Regions from separate parts of the Mus musculus genome. Here region 2 is linked to region 1. A link is a contact called in ENCODE Hi-C or POLR2A ChIA-PET data. All regions are on one chromosome and are shown on one strand. Each heading gives the region's core, a stretch centred on a gene start or an enhancer-like site at or near the end of the contact. The rest is flanking DNA. Distances are from core to core; before and after follow the strand shown.

The links. Hi-C counts contacts between places; a loop is a spot of excess contacts on that map. ChIA-PET counts read pairs that join two places held with the same protein, here RNA polymerase II (POLR2A).
Region 2: a map of T-helper 2 cell shows a loop between it and region 1 (2.6-fold over the local background). The contact joins the promoter of Clic4 here to the promoter of Srrm1 in region 1. A Hi-C loop is called at or near these places in 1 of 37 maps with a recorded cell type or tissue (T-helper 2 cell). POLR2A ChIA-PET finds 5 or more read pairs at or near these places in 4 of 5 experiments (Patski and embryonic stem cell).

What each region holds. Positions count from the first base shown.
Region 1 is chr4:135,350,817-135,356,466 of GRCm38, reverse strand. It overlaps Srrm1 (serine/arginine repetitive matrix 1), which reads left to right and starts at 3,321. Exons shown (of 18, transcript NM_016799.4): 1 at 3,321-3,370. The coding sequence starts at 3,350.
Region 2 is chr4:135,270,465-135,276,114 of GRCm38, reverse strand. Clic4 (chloride intracellular channel 4 (mitochondrial)) reads left to right here and starts at 3,355. Exons shown (of 6, transcript NM_013885.2): 1 at 3,355-3,597. The coding sequence starts at 3,526.

The DNA of each region.
Region 1 (5,650 bases), core at 2,072-4,571:
CAGCCTGGAGCTCCGTGTTCGTGACTTCTTAGTCACCGTAGGCTTACAGATTTACAGGCTAAAAAAACTGACATTTCAAGTCTAACCTGTTCGCAATCTGTCAAATGTCTGCAGTTTAGAACAGCTTCAGGTTAAATGTCAGGGGTTGGTTGGGGGCAGGGATGGGGGAAGTGGCTGGGGATATAGCTCAAGTGTTGCAGCCTAAGGCTCTGAGGAATGTGAAGAGGAAGACGGAGTGAAGACGGAGTGAAGATGGAGAAGGTTGTACACAGAATCATAAGGGGCTTTGGCACAGGGAGCAGTCTGAGCTTCATCTGGAGGACAAGAGAAAGCCACAGCAGGGTTTTTAATTGACAGGTTCAGATAATCATCTTGGAAAATCATTGACCATGGGTGGGATGAGACATCAACCCTGAAGGCAAGGAAACTCGATAATGTGTTCTTACACAGACCCAGACAGAAATCCAAAAGACCAGTATTAAAGGCTAGGCTGGCAGCAGTGGTTCACCACTGTCATTCCAGCATTCTGGAGGCAGAGGCAGGCGGATCTCTCCTGTTGAGGCTAGCAAGGTCTACATAGTGAGTTCCAGGACAGCCAAAGCTACACAATGAGACCCTGTGTCAGAGAGTGAGAGTAGTGGGTGGGGAGGGAGGGAGAGGAGAGGGAGGGAGGAACAGGAAGGAAGGAACAGATGGTTCAGTGGTTAGGAGCACCCCCATGGTGACTAATAACAGTTTGTAACTCCAGTTCCAGGAGATTCAGGGTTCTATTCTGTCCTTCTTGGACACTGCATGCATGTAGCATAGAGACATATATGCAGGTAACAGACCCATATACATAAAAATAAATAATATTTTAAAAAACACATCTAAGCCAGATAGTGGTGGTACACACCTTTTATTCCAGCATGCAGGAGACATTAACGGGGGTTGGCAGTTTTTTAGCTTGTAATCTGTGAGTTCAAGGCCAGCTTGGTCTACAGAGAGAATTCTAGGACAGCCAGGGCTACACATTTGGAACAAGGTATTACTGAGTAGCTCCGGCTGTTCTGGAACTCATAGATTTCCTATTTCCTTAGTGCCAGGGTTAAAGGCCTGAACCATCATGGGGTTTCTGTTTTGTTTTGTTTTGTTTTGTTTTGTTTTATTTTATTTATTTGCCAGGCAGTGGTGGTGCCTGCCTTTAATCCCAGCACTTGGGAGGCAGAGGCAGGTGGATTTCTGAGTTCAAGGCCATCCTGGTCTACAGAGTGAGTTCCAGGACAGCCAGGGCTACACAGAGAAACCCTGTCTCGGAAAAAAAAAAAAAAAGATTTATTTATTGTATTTATATGAGTACACTGTCACTGTCTTCAGACACACCAGAAGAGAACATTGGATCCCATTATAGATGGTTGTGAGCCACCATGTGGTTGCTGGGATTTGAACTCAGGACCTCTGGAAGAACAGTCAGTGCTCTTAACCACTGAGCCATGTCTCCAGCCCAGGGTTTTTCTTTATACTCAGAATCCTCAGACATCCTCTGCCTCCCAGGTGCTGGGATTTCAGGCTTGACCCACCACACCCACTATTAAATATTAAGAGAAGCAGAAGTCAAGATTTGACCAGAGGGCACAATTCATTGTGAGAAACAAAGGTTGAGGATAAGTGAAAAAACAAAACAAAACATAACAACAACAAAACCCCCTAAATTCAGGTGATAAAAGCTGGGGGTGGAGGGTGCGTGAGCCTTTTTCCTGGGGGACACTTGAGTAGAATTTGAGGATTACCAAGTAACCTTGCTGTTGCCTATCTCAGTCAGAGGTTTCATGAAGCTCAGAGACCGGTACAAACCTTGGGCAGCAGGAAATTCAGGGAGTGAGGTTGAGGCACAAGGGATCAAGGAAAGGGCAATTTTGACTTTTGGAGGGGAAAAAAAATGTGAGGAACCACTGGAGACTTTTCAGCAGACAAGTGCCCATGGTTTTCTTTCTTTCTTTAACGTCCTTTCTTTGTACTTAATGGGGTTTCTTTATGTAGCCTTGGCTGTCCTGGAACTCACTCTGTAGACCAGACTGGCCTTGAACTCACAGAGATACCTAGGGTTTTCAACAGCATCGTTCAGCATCCGGGCCTCCTTCAGAATGGATGCTGGGTGGCAAGGTCAGGAACAGGGCTATCTGTGACAGAACTAGTGCAGGAGTTCAACTCAGATAAGGGACCTTGGGCCTCCATCATAGTGGCATGTGTGTTTCCTGAGGGCTTGGGAGTGGGGTGTGCAGGAAAGAGGACTCTCAACAGCAAGATTGTCCTAAACAAAAGGAAAGCTACTGCCATCTACAGAGACAGAGAAGGCTCAAAGACAGCCTCTCTGATTTCCCTGCTATTTCGATTCATTTGATGATTTTGATGGACGAGACGAACCTAGTCATATCTGGTCTGTGGGCGTTCAAATGGGAAAGTCAACCCCCTTTAAGTAGGAAAGCCAGGAAAAGAAAAAAAAAAAAAATGCCTGGAGACATTCGGGTTTCTACACTAGCACTCCTAGGGCAGACATGCCCACTTCCCGACTTTTCCATGAAAAAGCATTAGAGGTGCGCGTGTCTGTGAAAGATGGAATGTTACAAAGTGGCCCCAGAGAAACTTTTCTGGAGAGAAAGCGCTTGGTGAGCACATTAAAGGGCCGGTTTTGGCCCTCTTCCACTTCCTGCCCTTCGGCGTGGTTTCGCAGCAGAAGCACAGAAAGGTATCCAATGGACACCTCAAGAACAAGCCAGATGCGACGCACATCCGGCGAACACGCGGGCTTCATACGAGCTGACGCTGCAGGCTCAACCCCGCCGGCAACCTCCCAAAACCCACTCCTAGCTCAACTTTCACAATGACAACAACTGGCGTATCGGGCCGCCCCTAAGCAAGCATTCTCTTTTATGACTACCCATGCACCCCAGGACTGAGGCTTCCCCCCCGCCCCCCATCTCCCTTCAACTCCCCACATCCTCCCACTACGGATCAAAGGAAGGATCAACTCAAGTCGCGCGAACACCGCTGATCATGCGCCACAAAAAAAAAAAAAAAAAAAAGATCGGTAGGGTTGGGCGACCCAAAGATTCTCCCTCCTCTTTCCATTGGTTCCAGTCGCCCAGCTCGCCTCCCCTCCTAGCGAAAGGCTGCCGCCCTGGTGCGCTTGCGCATGCGCGTCGTTCTCGTGGCGCACTGAGCAGGCGCAGCCGCAGGCCCGCCGGAGCGGGGCGGGTGTAGCGGCGCGCGCAGCCTCCCGGCGCTGGGCTCCCTTCTGCCGGTCCCGCCCTCCGTCGCGGCGGCGCGGTGCACGCTGGGATAGGGAGCGATCTCCGAGCGAGGCGGCAAGATGGACGCGGGATTCTTCCGCGTAAGTCCGAGCGCGGGGATCCGGGGAGAGGCGAGAGGCTTGTTTGTAAGACCCGAGGGGGAGGCGCTCAAAATCCCGGACAGGACGGCCCGCGGAGGAAGGCCTTAGAGACCCCGAGGGGGTTCGTGGGCAGCGTCCCCCGGCCTCGGCGTTGCGGCCGAGACCGGTGCGCCCCTGCGCAGTCTCCTCCTCCGGGATCGTCCCCCCCTACGCGGCGGTGGCGGTGGCCGGAAAATGGCGGCGGGAATGGGCTGGAGCCGAACCTCACCGGCCGCCTGGCGAGGCCCTGTAGGCCGGGCGCCGCGCCGGCCGCCCGGGCTCGGGGCCTAGCGGAGCCTCAAGGAGGAAGTCTTTAGGGGGAGGCCGGTGGGAAGCCCGGGGCGGCTGCGGGGTACCGGTTGTATGGTTTGGGGCTCCGTCCTGAGAGGTGTTTGAGGAAAGGGGCCTTATTATTTTTTTTTTTTAGTGGCAGCTTTGGAGAAAATGGGTGCCCCCCCCCCAAACCCCGACGTACAGCGTCCACCCTCTGGGTCTTAAGCTTTCCCGGCGGCGCAGGGTCAGAGTTCGTGAGCGCTCCCGCCCAATTTGATAGCTCTTCGGGGAGGGGAGCTTAGATAATTTGTAGTTGGAACATTTGAATCGGAGGCTTTTGGAGTGAACGGTGTGTGCGAGGGTGGAGACAGATTACGGTTGTGACTCCGTCGCGCTTCCCGCTCTTCGCTAGCACCCTTTCCCAGCGGCCCATGTCCAGGCAGGGGACGTTACCTTGGAGGTGGTACATAGATCCCACACAGTAAGGCAGTTTATTAGGTCCACTTTGGAAGGAAAGTAGCTACAGGTCGAGATCTAGATGTATGGGAACGTACACTTGTGGGATTAAAAGTAGCAACAAACCCTTTAGGAATCGCTGATTCTTGTAATGCAGAGTAGAACCTTGTAAGACAGCTTGGTAAAAATCCAGATACCAGCTCTCTGTCATACCACTGCTTAGAGTTTTGCATTCTCTGAATCAAGCATATAGTTTACAGTTTGTGTGCATTTTTAAAGAAAAAATTGGAAGGCGGGGGAAGGAGGAGGGAGATAATAAAGGTGCTTCTTGTATGTGGTTCATGAGAGCTTGCCTAGTATGAACAAGACACTGGGGTCTATCTCCAGCACCTCAGATACTTGCACTACAAACTAGGCACTTAACCTTTGTAGTCAGTACTCATTTCTTATGGCACCGAAGTTAACACTTAAAAACAGTCGAAGGTTTCTTTCACTTGTCAATTGTCTCTTTTTCTCCCCCCACCCCCTTCAGTTTTTGTTTTGCCTTTTCAGGAAGTGGTTTATGTGTGTAGCCTTGGCCATCCTGGAACTCTGTAGTCTGTAGGCCAGGCTAGCCTTGAACTCAGAGATCTGTGTGCCTCTGCCTCCCGAATGCTGGGGTTGAATGAAGACTTGCACCCTGGCCAGGCTTGTCAGTTATTTCTAGTGGAAAGGAGATTGAAGAACTAAAACAAAGCGATATGTCAATTTTCAGGCGAAGATGTCCTTTGAAAAGGACAGGATCTGGAAAATAACCCACTTTTTAAAATATTCTTTTTACACTTACTTAAATGAAGTAGTTTTGTTTTCCCTGGGTTGGGTCTTTTGGGGGCAGGGGCAGTTGAAGTGTTTTGAAACTGGGTTCTCTAACCCAAACTGGCCTTGGACCTAGAGAGTCCTGCCTTGACTTCTCAGTACTAGAATTTCAGACATATGCTACACACTGACAAAGTGGGGGATTTATGTTCTGAGTTAGAAAAACTTACTAGGCAGTGGCGCACACCTTAAATCGCAACACTCTGGGAGGGAGGGGAGGCAGAGGCAGGCAGATCTCTGAGTTTGAGGCCAGCCTGGTCTACAGAGTGAGGCTACATAGAACCCTGTCTCAAAAAAATTTAAAAAGGGGAGAATGGGGGTGGGGAGGTAATTTTAGATCAGTTACCTAGTACAACCTGATTCTGAGTAGAATTCGATTTAAGAATTGGTGATAGTAAGCCGGGCGTGGTGGTGCATGAAAAACCAAAAAAAAAAAAAAAAGAATTGGTGATAGCATTCTCTCTCTCTCTCTCTCTCTCTCTCTCTCTCTCTCTCTCTCTCTCTCTCTCTCTTTCTCTCTCTCTCTTTCTTTCTTTCTTTCTTTCTTTCTTTCTGAAGAGGTGGTTGATAAGATCAAAAGCAGACCAGGACAGCTTTTGAACTTTTTTTTTTAATATTTATTTTATGTATATGAGTACATTGTAGCTGTACAGATGG
Region 2 (5,650 bases), core at 2,106-4,605, 80 kb after region 1:
ACATGGAGGATGATCTGACCTGGGCGATTGAGTTGAGACTGTATTCTCAGATGATTATAGGCTGTGATGATTATAGGCTGTGTCAGGTTAAAGCCACTTTGGACTATATACAAGGAACAGACACACACACACACACACACACACACACACACACACACACACTCACAGAGAAGGAAGCAGAGGCTGGAGGAGGAGTGCTGGCAGTACCCAGCTTGCATAGGTGATAGCCAATGAATGTCTAAGGAGTTACTATCTTGAGCAAAGATCTGAAGGACGTGAGTGAGTGGGAATTCTGGGAGACAGAGGGTTCAGTGGGAGATGAGAGCACGCGCAAAGGCCCTGAGGCAGCGGTGTGCTTGCGATGTCCAAGGACTAGAAAGGAAGCTGCTGCAGCTGGGGTGGGGCACACAAGGGGGAGCAGGTGGGAATGAGGTCAGAGGGGTGTGTAAGGAGAACACACCTCCACCCATCTTCAAGCTTTCTCTGTGTTACAAAAACAACCAGGAGCACAGGGCAGGAACGTCTTGCCTTTCAAAGTTGGAAGCAAGGTGCTGTAGGACCTCCCGGAATAAACACTTTCTCTCCTCTTCGTCTTCCTCTTCCTCCTCCTCCCAGATCTGTCTGTGCTCCCATGCTCATGAGCATCAGAGTAGAAACTGAGACCCCTAGGCATGACTGTGACCAGGTTCCTGAGCACAGGTTCCAGGTCTGAGCCAGTGCCTGAGGGTGTCCGGATGAGCAAGGGCAGGACTTGGACCACCTCAGGACTTGGAAAATGTCACAGGCTTCCTCCCATTTAAGCAAAGAGACAGAAAGACCCTTTCATTGCTATTGTTTCCCTGTGTGGGCCATCTCTGTGCTGGTGGCTGGGAGCCAGCATGGGCCCAGCACAGATACATGTGAGGGAGTAATTTGGGGACCCAAAATGACTTGGATAAATCCTAACTGGGACCCAGTAGTCTTGGGGCCAATGTGGAGTCTTTTGAGGCTCTGCTGGGCCATTTTAAGTGTGTGTCTGTTTGAATTTACCATTTGGGATCACGGTGGAAAGGCTATACTGTGAGGGGACTTTAATCTGTTCACAGTTCTGTGAAAAATTAACAGGGGACCCAGTTCAGAGTCCAGCTGTCCCTTCTATTTGTTTCTGGTTTAAGCTTTGCTCCACAGGACAGCCTGCTGGCTTTTCTTACTTTACCACAAACTAGCTAGCCACTGAGTGGAACATGGCGCTGGCTTTGCCTGTAGGGGTGGACAGGACGCCAGAGGCTCCACGAGGTCCCAGCCCTCCCTAATTACACAAGGCGGTAACCAACACCACCCTCTCTAGTCTAGATACGGAACGGAAGTCTTAGGTTTCTGGTTACTTTGAGGCAGGGTTTAATGTAGCCCAGGCTAGCTTCAAACTCATTTTATAGCCAAGGATGACCCTAAACTCCTAATCTTCCTGCCTGCCCTTTTGGAGTGCAGGGATGACAGGCATGGGGCACCACACTCAGTTAGGCAGTGCTGAGAACTGAGTCCAGGGCTTTGAGCCTGCTAGGCATACAGTCTTCCAGCTGACCTACTAAAACTTTACTGTGCTGGGCAGTTGTAGCACAATGCTTTTAAATCCCAGCATTTGTGAGGCAGAGGCAGGTGGATTTCTGAGTTCCAGTCCAGCCTGGTCTACCGATTGAGTTCCAGGATAGCCAGGGGTATATAGAGAAACCCTGGCTCAAAAAAAAAAAAAAAAAAAAAATACGGTGATTGTTGGTTGCAGTGGTGGACACCTTTGACCCTAGTACTTGGGAGGTGGAGAAAAAAAACAGGCAGACCAAAACCCAAACCCTGGTGTGTGTGTGTGTGTGTGTGTGTGTGTGTGTGATGGCATTCTGTAGAAGTCAGAGGTAAGCTTTCTGGAGTTGGTTTTCTCCTTCTACCTTTAGATGGCCCCAACATCACATCCAGGTTGGAAGTCTTGCAAGGCAAACGCTTTTACCTGCTGAATCATCTTGACTGCCATTATTATTATTATTATTATTATTATTATTATTATTATTTTGAGGTAGTCTTGCAATATACCCAGACTGTCCTCAAACTCTCAGCCCTCCTGCCTGAGCCATCACCTGAGAGCCACGTATATGTCACCAAATCAGGCCGAGGTTTAGGGTGTTTAAGGCCACTGCCAAACTGTGAACTTAAAACAGCCTTACTCCGGAGCATTGATGGATCTAATTGCTGGGGCACAGCATCCTTCTCACAGAATCTAGCAACTTGGAGATGGGGTTGAGTGAGGATAAAGTAGTTGCAGGTTGCACTGCATTTTTACACATCATTCCAATTTGTTGAAGCACTCTGATCCACACTAGGCACAGAGGATGTGAGATAACCATGACACCCCGCTTCCATCCCCCAATTTAGCCTTTCTAATCAACTCACTCATCACCCTAGCCTGGGAGGTACCACAGAATGAGCAGATTAAGGAAAACCAGAAGGCAAATTTCCCAAAGGTGACATTCACTGACGGCAATTCCGCAGTAGACCGCGTGTCTCAGGCCCCTGTCCTCAGGGTGTAAAGTACTCGCCCCTGCGCGCTGAGTGGCACTCAGGTGACTCATTAAACTTCTCCAGGTGAACGGAAGACAGGAATCGGTCCAGGTGGGGCAAAACAGCACGGATAACGTTTTCAGAGTCAGGCGCTGCCTCAAGCACTGGGGTTGTGCTGGAGCGGGACGCTGTCCCACCGTTTTGGCCTAATTCAGAGCCCGGGACACAGGACGACTTTACAAGAACTTTTGAGTATCTTGATTTCAAATAGAGAAGGATCACGAAAGGAGATCCGCGGTCAGAAGGATTAAAAAGTTCTTAAGGACATGAAAACTTTCGCAAAAGTTTTCCAGGAAAAGGCGGCCGCGCCTAACAGAAGTAGCCGAGGAGGCCGCCGCCCCGGGAACCGGAGGGGACGATGAGTCCCTGCGGCTGCAGCGGGGGAGAGGGCGCGAGGCGGGCCGCCGCATGAGGTCACTTGGCACCCAACCAGCAGCAGCTGCGCCGCGGAGAGAGGCGGTGTCAGGCTCCGGCTCCAGGGACCTTCCCCGCCCACCCCCTGAGGGGCGTGGCTTCGGGGGGACCTCCCGGCCAATCCGCGCTGCCCAGCCTAGGCCGCGCCCCCAGCGCCCTCCAGGCTCCCTAGTGGTCGGTCCGTGGAAGCTAGAGCGCTCCGCTGTCTTCCTCGCCTGAGGCCACGCCCCCAGCTGTGGCCCGCCCATTTCCCCCCCACCCCTGCAGGATCCTGGCCACTGCTCCGCCCACGCCCCGCCCATAGGGCTCCGCCCAGCGGTTTGAAGCGGCCGGGACCGCAACCCCCTCAGAGTCGCGCGCGAGGCGTGAGGCGGTGCTGAGGATCTGAGGCCACGGGCAGCCAGACGCCGGGACTGTCCAGCGAACGAGCAAGCCAGCGAGTGAGCGAGCGGCGGGAACCCGCAGCCACAGCAGCCCCGGAGCCACAGCCGCAGCCGCCGTCCGCGGAGCCCAGCCCAACCGGCCATGGCGCTGTCGATGCCCCTGAACGGGCTGAAGGAGGAGGACAAAGAGCCCCTCATCGAGCTCTTCGTCAAGGTGAGCGCTCACCGTCCCGAGCGACGCGGGCTGACGTCCCCGCACCCCGAAGCGCCCCCACGCGGCATCCCCGCAGCCCGAGGCGGCGCCGTACCTCCCGCGCTCATTCCCATTGTCTGGGCTCCGCGCCTTCCCGCCTCGCAGCGGGACCTTGGCGGACCCTGCGGGCGCGGCGACAGGGAGGCGACTCCGCAGGGCGGGACGCGCCTCAGCTGCGCCGCGTGGGTACTGTCACCCTCCTCGCCGTGTCCGACCCCACCCCGCCGCGAGCCCCAGCCTCGGGCCGCGGGGCTGATAGCTCACCCAACTTACTGGAACGCTAGCGCCTGGCCCGGGTGAAACTGAAACTTTAACTTTGATACAATGTTAAATAAAGTAAAGGGGAGGAGGGACCCGGGAGCCGTAAACCCAGCAGTTGGGAAAAGTGGTCTAGGGAAGATCCCGAGTTCAGAGCCAGCCTTGGCTGCTTAGTAAACCCAGGGCAAGCCTGGGATAGGAGGGACCCTCATCCCAGCCCTCCTCCCGCATGGGGGAGGGGAGAATTTTTTTAATGCGGGCGTGGTGACTCGGCTATGACCCAGCAGTAGAGGCTTGAGGAGTCCCTCGAGTTCGAGGCCAGCCTGGGTTACAAATGTGAGCCTCCGGACACACACCCAAAACCCAGGCAACTAACTGCAAAGAAGAAGAAAAAAAAAAAAAAAGGAAAAGAAAAGAAAAAGCGAAAAGAAGGGTGGATGCCCCAAGGCTTCCGGAAAATACAGAGATTCCCGACTTGGGTTTTCCTGTCCGGTGTTTTACCACCATCTGGTTTTCTTGTTTCTCTAGCGCGCCTGTTTTCACATGATGCAACCTTTTGGCCGCTTTCGTTTGCTGTTGCCACCTCGGCAGGCAAGCCCGTTTGGTTTGAAAGAAAACCTGAATTCTCCGCTCTCTCGGGCTTAAAAAGGTTCATTCCTCTCGCCCTCCTCAGTTTGTAAACCCTGGAGCTGCCTTCTTCGCCTAGAAACGCTTCTCTGACTGCTCTCCGCGCCTCTCCCTTTTGGGGCGTAGCGAAGGAGGGAAAAGTTAACGCAACAAACATCTGGGTCCCCTGCTTTACTGAGCCTCCTTGGAAACCCTGACGTTCGTTCTGTTAGCCACTAAATATCCAGGCTTAGGTCGAAACTGGCAACACTAGAAGTCCAACAGGCATCCAGTACTAAAGTCTGCCCTTTCTTAGTTTTAATTTGAAAGAGCGGAAATTATCGAAGGATGTGTTCCAGAGATGGAAGGCAGAAATCTGCAGGGTGGTAACAATGTTTGCCTTAGTGTTTTCTGTTAGTTGCTGGTTTTAGAACTTTTTTTTTTTTTTGGTCTAGAGCATCGGCTCTCAACTGGGGGTCAAGACCCCTTTGAAAGATCAAACGGCCTTTTTACAGGGGTCACCTAAGACTATTGGAAAATGCAGACAATTTCATTACAATTCATAGCAGTAGCAAAGTTACAGTTATGAAGTAGCACCAAAAATAATTTTACTGTTGGGGGTCAGCACAACATGAAGAACTGCATTAAACTGTCGCAGCATTAGGAAAGAAAAGGCTTAGGGCTCTCAAAATATCACAATGTCTGCGACTGGAGGTGGCAGACAATACTTTTGAGGAACCTGAAGAAATGGGGAGAGGGTCGTGGAAAACAGCACAAAGAAGGGAAGACGCTAGGCTAGAGATAGCGACGGGACATAATGGTTTCCCTCTTCTTGTGAGAACAGGGTCTTACTCTGTATCCTGTGCTGTCTTGGAACTCATAATGCAGTCCAGGCGGCCTCAGGCTGGGATTATAGGTGTGAAACATCACGTCCGGCAGGAAGGAGCTTTGATAAACTAAACAAAGCCAAAGAAAGCCCCCAAACCGACTCTGAAAGTGTAGATGCTAGTCTGAAGAACAGTGCTTAATGGTAAAACCTTAGAGGTGCTAAACAACTTGGAATTCTAAACTGAGTCTTTTGGAAGGCAGAGGCAGGCAGACCTCTGAGCTGGAGGCCAGCTTTGTCTACATAGTGAGTTCCAAGCTAGCC